Regions from separate parts of the Homo sapiens genome. Here region 1 is linked to region 2. A link is an interaction called in ENCODE POLR2A ChIA-PET data of the cell type or tissue named here. Cell type or tissue: OCI-LY7. All regions are shown on one strand. Each heading gives the region's core, and the rest is flanking DNA. Links, peaks and the distances in the headings are about the cores only.

Region 1 (5,379 bases), core at 328-5,327, 610 kb before region 2:
CAAGCACAAGGTACAGAAGCTTTATTCTACTCTCAGTTCATTTTAAGCCAATACATCCCAAATCATTTTCACAGGTCCTCCTGCCAAGCCAGGTTTTTTACCTTGTAGGTATGTAATTCCCTCCATCTTAAGGAGAGGATCTTACCTGTTAAATGTATCTTACTAATTCTGGCCCACCATTTCAGCCTATTAAGATCACTCTGAATCTCAGTTCTATCATATAAGCACCACCTCCCAGCTTTGTCTCATATTTGAATTCAGTAAATTCAGCCATCCTTCAACCTGGTATTTGAAAAAAAAATGTCAAACTACATCAAAATTAGAACCCCATGCCATAGTGTGAGACCTCGTAAGGAGGTGAATAATAATTACCACTTTTCATTCAATTGTGCAACCAGCTATGAGCCTTCAAAGAGGCCACAACTATCAATACTAAAATCAAGATAAATTATGTTAACATTATTTCCTTTGGATACTCATCTGGAAATCCTAAAGAAAGAAGATATGAACCTAGTTTCTTAGTGAACCCATAGTGGCTCCCAGTGATTCCTCGGTTCTTTTTTAAAATGCTCAAGAGCCAACTACTCAATAATTCATTCAAGGACTTTGCTAAGGACGGTTATCAAGCTCATTTGTCTGAAGTTAAGAATGTTTTAAAAAATTGAGGTGTTATTCATGCCAAATCTTCTGACACTTTTTACCATGCAGCATAAATTTTAAGTTATTGATACTAGCCTGAAACTGAATCTGAAAGTTCCTTCTGACCCTAGGATAACATCCATTTTTATCATCTTGACTTCCAAAAAGCAAACCCAAAAATGCAGTAGAAAGACAACTGGAGGAGAAGTCAAGATTCTAGCCCTCACTTTGCCATCAAATATAAGAGGGTCATTTAACCTTTCTGGGCTTCAATTTCTTCATTTCTAAAATAGGGCTAAGGAAAGAAGGTGGGAGAAAGAGGCTCATTTATTTTTAAGTTACCTTAGTAACTACAATTTCATTAAGCCCTCATCTCACCACACACTTAAATAAGCAATTTGTGGTTCAACAGGTTTCCTTTGCCACAATTTGCTCCTTCACTAGGTAGCAAAATGACAAGCATTATGAACATCCAATCTTAACAGCCAATCTTAACTCAAATCCGCATCAGAAAAGTACAGAAGAGCACATATATGTGTACACTCTGATATTAGGCCAGGTTCCCCCGTTACTGTCAATCCTTACTGTGTAAGGATTGACTTAATGTAGCAGTGCAGAATCTTCGACCCATATTTCTGCTTTCACTTCAAACAGTAAAAACACAAAATGCCTTTATAAATAGACTTTAGCAGCAGTATCAAAAGGTTACAACTGCTGAGCCATAATCTCCAAGATTCTTTCCACCTACAATTCTATCATTTTGTAAGTCTGTTATTTCTACAAGATCTATGCGTAGCACCATTCCCTATCTTCCTTCTTGATTAAGTAAATTTAGAGCTGTGAGTGCTTTCATGCCTGCCCCAATATCCTCAACCTGCTTTCATGCCTGCCCCAATATTCCCTAAGTATTACTCATTATATATTCCGATTCAGAATTTGAAAAGCAGATGATTAAAACTCTATTTTCAGCCAGACACAGTGCCTCATGCCTGTAATCCCAGCACTTTGGGAGGCTGAGGTGGGGAGATCACCTGAGGTCAAGAGTTCGAGACCAGCCTGGCCAACATGGCAAAACTCCACCTCTACTAAAAATACAAAAATTAGCCAGGCGTGGTGACATGTGCCTGTAGTCCCTGCTACTTGGGGAGCTGAGGCCGGAGAATCACTTGAACCCAGGAGGTGGAGGTTGGAACAGATATCGTGCCACTGCACTCCAGCCTGGGCGACAGAACGAGACTCCATCTCAAATGCAAACAAACAAAAAACTCTATTTTCCTTTGCTAATCTATCCTGAAGTCCTTCTTAAAAAAAAAAAAAATGCCCTTTTACAAAATTAATGTGGCTCTACTTTGAGTACTTTTCATCTTCCATGAAAAAATCATTCAATAGGTAAAGCCAGCTTGGTAGTTCAGAACCTAAGTCATTCGTATTGAATACAAGATTTAAGTTTCTAATAATGAATTCCAATCTATAACAAACAGTATTAGAAGATTTTAAAGAAATAAGATTACTGGAGTAAATCTGACTCCTCTGAAAAAAGACTAGCCAAACACAGGAGTACATGAGTATGTATATATACAGATGCCCATTAGGGAAATCCAAATTAATAAAACATATATGGCAAAGGAAAGCCATATTTGCATTAAACCTCAAGCCAATTTTCCACCTTTAGTAGCTCTGGAAAAAAAGATCAGTGTAAGAAGTTAATTTTACTGGATTGAATTCAGTTTTAAAATTAAATATAAATTTTAATTATTTTCTTTGGTACCTATTTTTACCAATAATGAAGAATTGGTCCTCCCATTTCTGGTTTCATACTATATCCCCAGGTTTCATATTTTAATTCCTTGGAGAAGTAAAGAAATTAGGTAAGAGAGTCAAGTTCTTGAAGGGTCAGCAGTATCTTATTATTAAGTCTGAACTTCCTCTGTGGGAGAACCAGCATAATATTGTTAATTTCCACTAAAATTGACAAAGAAATATTCATTCATCAATCAAAAGGCCTACAGTATGATCTCTGTTACTACATATGATGATTACTGCCAAAAATAAGTCACATTGTGGACCACTCCAAGTTAATTACAGATTTAGCTATCAATTGTTCCTACATAGCTCTAAAGTCTTTAAGGAAATGTAACACCTGAAATTCACTTTATTTAGGGCTCTTTGACTAGTAGAAGACATTGTGAAAACAGGTAGTTAACTCTCCTCACTTAGTTAAAATAAAGGAGCTTAAGCCAGAGGTACAATTAGTTGTCTTTGAGCTTAAAGTAAGGTTTCTGCTTTTCCTTTGAAGTCAAACTCAGCACGTTCACACTTACAAGTGGGAGCTAAAAAAAAAAAAAAAATGATTACACATGGACATACAGGTGGAATAACAGACACTGCGGACTACAAAAGGTGGAGGGCAGGGTGAGGGTGGAAAAAAATACCTGTTGGGTACAAGGTTCACTATTTCGGTGATGGGTACACTAAAATCCCAGACTTCTCCACTATGCAATATATCCATGTAACACAACCGCACTTGTACCCCCTAAATCTATTTTTTTTAAAAGTAAAAGTAAAAAAATTTTAAGTTAAATTTAGAATCCCAATAACAAAACAAAAAGTATGCAGAGCATACACATATTTAGTTCCTACTACAATTCTAACTAATGCTTAGCATGAAGGTCAGGATTTACAGCTGAGACCAAAGCACAGAAACACATTATACTGAACACGTTGTTAATGGGAAGAGGATCCCCCTAGGTTGTTGCTAACATTCTCATTTCATAAAACGAAGTATGAAGCTCCCCAGCTTCAAGTACTGGTTTCATTAGATTTACCTTGTATGATTTTACTTTTTTCTGTTCATGTCATCTAGACTTCCCTTAATCTCCTGAAGAGTAAAATGAGAATAGTGGATGGTGGAGAGTTTTAGCTCATTGTCCTTGAGCTAGCAATTACATTCCGTCAAAGCTACTAATTTTTCAAGGCTTCTCATAAAAATTTCGAGCAAAATTTTCCCCACAAATTAAACAATACCATTCTCCTGGGGAACAACATGAACCGACCAAGAAAGTACTTACAGATGAATGGGGACACAAAGTAAAAGATCTGAACTTTCAGGGCTCATTTATAAAAGGGCGATATGGGTACTTATTGCTCCTTCTCCCCCTTGTCAAGACAGAAAAGTTCCTGGTGTCTCACTCTTTGTGTCTTTTTTTTCTTTCTTTTTTTTTTGAGATGGAGTTTCGTTCTTGTTGCCCAGGCTGAAGTGCAATGGCGCGATCTCGGCTCACTGCAACAACCTCCACCTCCTGGGTTCAAGTGATTCTCCTGCCTCAGCCTCCTGAGTAGCTGGGACTACGGGCATGTGCCACCACGCCCAGCTAATTCTGTATTTTTAGTAGAGACAGGGTTTCTCCATGTTGGTCAGGCTGGTGTCGAACTCCCAACCTCAGGTGATCCACCTGCCTTGACCTCCCAAAGTACTGGGATTACAGGCGTGTGCCACTGCACCCGGCCCACTCTTAGTGTCTTACAAATGCAAAGCCAAAAGAAATTAATGAAAACAAAGTTGTTTCATTAGCTTCATTAAAACCATTCCAAGGCATTACTCCTAATTACAAAGTGCTATTTTCTCCATCATCTTTTATACCTTAGTTCAAAGAGCATTTGTCAAGCACCTACTAAGCTAGGCAATGGGGTAAAATCTGCAAACTAGGCCTAGATTAACTGTATTGACTTGCAGACATCAAGCAAGGTACACTTCTGGTCTTTGTCAGACTGCTGTCTTTTTAAAAGGATTGAGCATATTTATTAGAACATAAACAACATCGACAAAATTTTAAATCTTTGGTTTCAGGGGGAAAAGAATCCAACTATGTAGAGTTCAAATTTCCTCCTCTACTTAAAACAGAACCACCCAAATCATGTAAATCCTTTAAGTGAAAAAATTATCCCTGAAAATGAAGGAATAACCACACCTATTGGCAGTGTTCAGCATACAGTAGCCATCTCAATACACACTTGTGAAATAAAAACTAAAAAGTTGTAGTTGCCACCAAAATCTGTTCTCTGAGGCACAAACGAACTAGCTCAACACCCCCACTTGCTTCCATATTCTGTCTTCTGGTTCACTGCTGATGACCAGACACTTGATTCTCAAACTTCAGTGAGTTTGTTTGTTTGAGAGAGGGTCTCGCTCTGTCACTCAGGTGGGAGTGCAGTGAGGCAATCACAGCTCACCGCAGCCTGGATCCCCCGGGTACAAGCGATCCTCCTACTTCAGCCTCCCAAGACGCTGAGACCACAGGTGTGCCACCACACCCAGCTAATTTTTTTAAATTTTTTGTAGAGACGGGGTCTCCCTATGTTGCCCAGGCTGGTCTTGAACTAGTGGGCTCAAGCAATCCTCCCACCCTGGCCTCCCAAAGTGTTGGGATTACAGGGATGAGCCACCACACCCAGCCACTTCAGTGAGTTTTACAATCACCTGGAAAGTTTGTTTGAAAGGCAAATCCCTTGACCCCCACAATTCAAAACTTACAGTACCAAAAACTGGATCCTGTGTTTATTTTAATGCACCATTCAAGTTAATCTAAGTTTGGTTGGCCAAAACATTTCTTTACCCTCACAATGGCTAAGGGAAAAACCTCTGGATTGCAAAAGTTATCAACTAGAGAGCAGAAAAATTGATTACTTCTAACCTAAATTATAAGTTAATTCTCTTAATTAATCACAACTCACTAATGCTTA
Region 2 (5,379 bases), core at 237-5,236:
AAGGTGCAGGAAGAGAAAAGAGAAACCAAGAAGGGTGAAGCACCCTAGGGGTAGCAAAGTGGGGCACTATTACCACTCCTAGGCCTGACTGGGCAGGAGGGAGAGGAGGTACCAGGGAGCTATAGCTGCAGAAGTCCTCACAGCAGGAGCTGTGGCCTGCCTAGCAATACACTGGGGAGGAGCCAGGAGAATACAAAGCTAAACTTCCCCTCTTCCTTCCTATCACTTGGCACCAGAGAACACAACAGCTTGTTTACATACTTCAAACAAGATATGGTATCAAGAAAAGTTGGATTTTAAGAAAAGTACCAGAATCCCTACATTTACATTCTTAAAGTACAGATGTCAATAAAAAGAAAAAAAAAAGAGAAAGAGGAAAAGGGAAAATCAGAAATTCCAGTGTCAGCTTATCTGATCATACCAATGCTGCATTTGAAATAAAACATGTAAAATACAAGAAATGCTTACTCTAATAGCAAAGCAAGAATTTCAAGCCTTGCTGAAGCTACTAACTATCCACTGTTTTTCTTTCTTCCAAAGGCAAGCCATCCTGATCAGGGAGGTGTAGTGGCATTGCCTTCTCCAGCCTTCCAGGACTTTCTGGATTGTCAAGCAGTAATTAACTTGGTTGGGGGTGGGGGGTAGGCAGAGAAAGCTGGGAAGGAAAGAGAGCCAGTAGATGGCAGATGGTTGTCATTTAGGCATTTTTGTCCATGTGGAACAGGATCCTTGCCAAGGGCAGGCCTTCAGTTCCCAGGCTGGAGAGAAGGAGGGTGTTAGAAAACAAGCAGTGGCATAGTCCTAAAAACTAGGACTAATAGAGGAGTGGAAAATGGTGACCTGAGATCTCTGCAGAGTCTCAAGGTCATTTGGGAGCAAAGGATTCCAGATCCCAGACTTCAGGGCCGGCTGCAAGATTCTGTCTCCTGATTTGCATATGGACCTGCAAAACCCAGGGCTGGGCTGGTGACCACCATCTGAAGGGAAATCTGAGGCTGTTAACATATTTGATTAAGTTTAGTTTGGTCAGGAAAATGGGTGGCTTGAACATACATGATTCAGTGTGGCAGCTGAGGAAAGCAAAGACGGGGTGTTGGCCCAGAGCTTTAAAAGGTTACTATGGATGTGAATGTTTTGTTGTTGTTGTTGTTTTGGGGATGGAGTCTCACTCTGTTGGCGAGGCTGGAGTGCAGTGGCATGATCTCGGCTCACTGCAACCTCTGCCTCCTGGGTTCAAGCAGGAGAATCGCTTGAACCCAGGAGGCGGAGGTTTTAGTGAGCCAAGATTGCACCACTGCACTCCAGCCTGGGCAACAGAATGAGATTCCATCTCAAAAAAAAAAGGAGAGAGAGAGAGAGATTTAACCTGAAGACTTGGCTTTTGCCCAGATCATACATCTCTCACTGTGACTGAAGGGTGTGAGATTCACCAGCTGTAGACAGATGTGCTGGCATCAGGTTGCCATGTCAATACCCTCTCTAGGCATTCATCGTAGGGAGCCATGGAGAAGCAGAACCTGCCTCAGCCTCCCGAGTAGCTGGGACTAGAGGCATGCGCCACCACGTCAGTCTAATTTTTGTATTTTTAGTAGAGACAGGGTTTCATCATGTTGGCCAGGCTGGTCTCAAACTCCTGACCTCAGGTGATCCACCCACCTTGGCCTCCCAAAGTGCTGGGATTATAGGCATGAGCAACCATGCCTGGGAATGTTTTTTATTCATTCAGTAAACAAATATTTATCAAGTTTGTTCAAAGAGCCAGGTCCTGTGTTGAGTCCATGGGACACAGTGTTAAGGTTCAGTTCTCCTAACCTTAAAATGGAACTTAAAATTCAAATAGAAAATGCCATGAGGCCAGGCATGGTGGCTCACGCCTGTAATACCAACACTTTGGGAGGCTGAGGTGGATGGATCACTTGAGGTCAGTAGTTTGACACAAGCCTGGCCAACATGGCAAAACTCTGTCTCTACTAAAAATACAAAAATTAGCCGGGACATGGTGGTATGTGCCTGTAATACCAGCTACTCGGGAGGCTGAGGCAGGAGAATTGCTTGAACCCAAGAGGCGGAGTGTAAGGTACATGGATGTGCTTTGGTCAAGGATAGGCCAAGGCAGACGTCAGGCCTCCATGACTCAGTGAGTCTGGTGCACAGGCGCACACCTCCACTTGTTATATAACCTGTCTGTGTAAGTTCATACTTGGCCCTAAGCCGCTATTGTCTGTAAGAGGTATAACTGTCCTGCTGATGCTCTACAGGGGCTCTTGGCTTGGTTCCTGTGGCTCAGCTCAGCTCAACATGGCTTGACATGGCAGGCACGCTGGCACCCAGAGAAAGAGAGAGAGAGAGCCAAAGCTGTCCGTCTGCAGGGGAGCCACAGCACAGTTTGTGCTAGTACCCAGAAAGAGAAAGAGTTAAGCTGCTGACCCTGAAGGCAAGGGAGATCCCGCTGCAGCTGCAGGCATGGGGGTGGCAGGAGTCTCAGAGCTGGAGCAAATAGCTGAGATAATGGTGGACAGTGTGAGAGAGCTAATGTGAGTATGCTACTGATGAGAAAGCTGCTGAATAAAACTCTATTTCACCTGCCTACGGCCCCCCAAGTACTCTTTCTGCCCATCCATCCACTCCCCTCATACTTCAGCATGGGCTGAACCCAGACCCTGGCATTTGGACCTAACACAGAGGTTGCAGTGAGCCGAGATTGTGCCACTGCACTCCAGTCCAGGTGACAGAGCACTCTGTCTCAGAAAAAAAAAAAAAATGCCATCAAAGAAAAAGAGAAAGGAAAGATAATAATCTCTAAAGAGTGATAAATGCTATGAAGAAAACAAAAGAGGGCAATTTGATAATAGCTGAAGTGAGAGATGAGAGAAATGGTACTCTAATTTCACAAGACCTCTCTGAGAAGGTGATATTAGAGTTTAGGCTTATTGACAGGATGGAGCCAGCCCCTCACAGAAAAATCTAGGAGAAATGCAAACAGCTGGAGCAAAGGACCTGCGACAAGAATGATTTTGGCCTATTTAAGTAACAGAAAGAAGGTGGTGAGGCCAGAAGAGAATGAGCCAGGAAGAAATCATTTAAGATAAAATGAGAAAGGGAGGAGGCTGTCACCAGATTTTAGCCTAGAAGAACTGAAACTCCTAATTTGATTCAAACCTCAGCTGCAACACTCAGCCTTAGGTGCTGACCAGGTGTAACTCACTGAACAACACCATTGTTGCCTCTGACAATTACCGCCACCAAGCTGATGAATTTGTAGTCAAGAGGCTCCCTAAATCAACACCGTTATGCCTTATTACCTCCAAGCAAATCAGCATAAAGGGATAGAACAGACCATTAAAAATGAGCCAACAGTTTGCTAGGTGACTGTTCAATAAGATTAGTTAGCTCTTACGTGGATCAGCTTCCTGTATGTTCACCATTAGGAGCCTGTCCCATTTAATAATTCTGGGGGCTCTGCATAAAGGTTTGCCTCCATCCTGACCATGTCGATTCAGAGCCAGGACAAAATAAGAATGCACTTTGAATGCTGCTCTTAAGAGAATTAACCAGGTTGGGTGCGGTGGCTCATGCCTGTAATCCCAGCACTTTGTGAGGCCAAAGCAGGTGGATCACTTGAGGTCAGGAGCTTGAGACCAGCCTGGCCAACATGGTGAAACCCCATCTCTACTAAAAATACAAAAATTAGCCAGGCATGGTGGCAGGTGCCTGAAATGCCAGCTACTTGGGAGGCTGAAGCAGGAGAATCACTTGAACCCAGGAGGTGGAGGTTGCAGTGAGCCAAGATTGCACCACTGCACTCCAGCCTGGGCAACAGAATGAGATTCCATCTCAAAAAAAAAAAAAAAAAAAAAAAGAGATGAGAGAGAGATTTAACCTGAAGACTTGGCTTTTGCCCAGATCATACATCTCTCACTGTGACTGAAGGGTGTGAGACTCACCAGCTGTGGACAGATGTGCTGGCATCAGGTTGCCATGTCAATACCCTCTCTAGGCATTCATCGTAGGGAGCCATGGAGAAGCAGAACCACCTGACATGCCTCCTTCAGTGTTTTCTAGTGGTGTTCCTTTGACCAGAGTTCCTGAGCACTGAAAAGAAGCAGAATATGAAGGAAGAAATATGTCTTCCTTGGCCACTTTCGCTGCTTAAGGTAGGCATTGGACTCACAATCATTTAATCATCACACAGAGCAGTTTCTTAAACACATACTCTTCTTTTGGATAAAAAACTCAGAGAAATGGTCATGCCACATAGACAAACATGTCTATTGGTGTTAGGATAAGAGTTTTTTTCCCTGTGGATTATTTTAGCTGTAGGCTACTCATGAATTCCCCTCCATTCTTGCCCCAGAGCTCTCCTACTTTTGAATGAATAGTGAAGGTTTAACAATTACCTGTTCACTGTTGCCTCAGTCCCTCAAAAATAATTTTGTAGGACATTAAAATAACATAAGTATTTACAAATCGGCTTCTATTAAAGTGTTTTGACACTACTCTTTTTTTTTCTGGGAACAAATACTTTTTAATGGGTTTAAAATTTTTTTGTTTGTTTTGTTTTGCTTTTACAAATATACTGGAGAATCACGCAATGCTGCCAGCATCGGACACAATCCGGGGGCCACAAGTCTGCACACTCCTTTGCTACTGGTCCTGTAATGGCAGAACCTTTCATCTGGCCTTTATTGCCCACTATGACCACTGCATTATCTTCAAAAGAAAGAAACACGCCATCTTTTCTCTGGTATGACTTTCATTGTCAAATGACCACTGCTGGATGTACCTTTTTTCTGAGCTCTAGTTTCCCTTTCTTGACTGTAGCCATCCCCATGTCACCCACACCAGCAGCGGGAAGTCTGTTCAGCCGTCCCTTGATCCCCTTCACGGAGATGATATACAGGTTTTTGGCTCCTGTGTTGTCAGCACAGTTGATCACAGCTCCTACCGGAAGACCCACAGAAATCCGGAAGTTCACACCAGAGGACCCACCACGTCCTCGCTTCCACATCTTGAACGCTGGAAAGAAGGAAAAAGGACATAGATTTTGACTCTATTCTTAAACAAATTATAGGCAAATTTATCCTGTTTTTAAAAAAAGAATAGAGTTCTCACCTCTACGATCAGCAACTCCACATATTCAGAACTTTGAATATCTTTGCCAATTTGTTAAAGTATAAGCACCAGAAATAGGCTCATGAGAAAAAAAGTATGTGGCTAGTAACGAGTCTAGTAATATTCTTTAAAAATTCAAAACTACGGTATTCTCTAGTACTGAATATTTGCAACATGTTCATGAAAAAAAGACTTATACAATCTAATATGATTAAAACTCACTTCAAGATTAAAATGTTCATTTAAGTGGTTCATATTGCCTGACCT

What was found. Peaks named below come from ENCODE experiments on the same cell type or tissue, not always from the same donor. Only the 100,000 strongest peaks of a DNase experiment are listed, where the experiment ranks them.
Region 1: POLR2A ChIA-PET joins it to region 2 with 5 read pairs; 3 of 35 experiments call an interaction of 5 or more read pairs at or near these places.

What each region holds. Positions count from the first base shown.
Region 1 is chr7:21,432,426-21,437,804 of GRCh38, reverse strand. The region is part of intron 3 of SP4 (Sp4 transcription factor); the gene reads right to left. Among named protein-coding and RNA genes, the nearest start is that of SP4, 7.0 kb to the right of the region's middle. In OCI-LY7, for the core only: no CTCF peak of the experiment used is centred there; no DNase peak of the experiment used is centred there; H3K4me3 peaks cover 395 bases.
Region 2 is chr7:20,826,955-20,832,333 of GRCh38, reverse strand. It overlaps the pseudogene RPL23P8. Among named protein-coding and RNA genes, the nearest start is that of LINC01162, 5.8 kb to the left of the region's middle. RefSeq lists an enhancer at 4,217-5,379. In OCI-LY7, for the core only: no CTCF peak of the experiment used is centred there; a DNase peak (open chromatin) is centred at 3,183.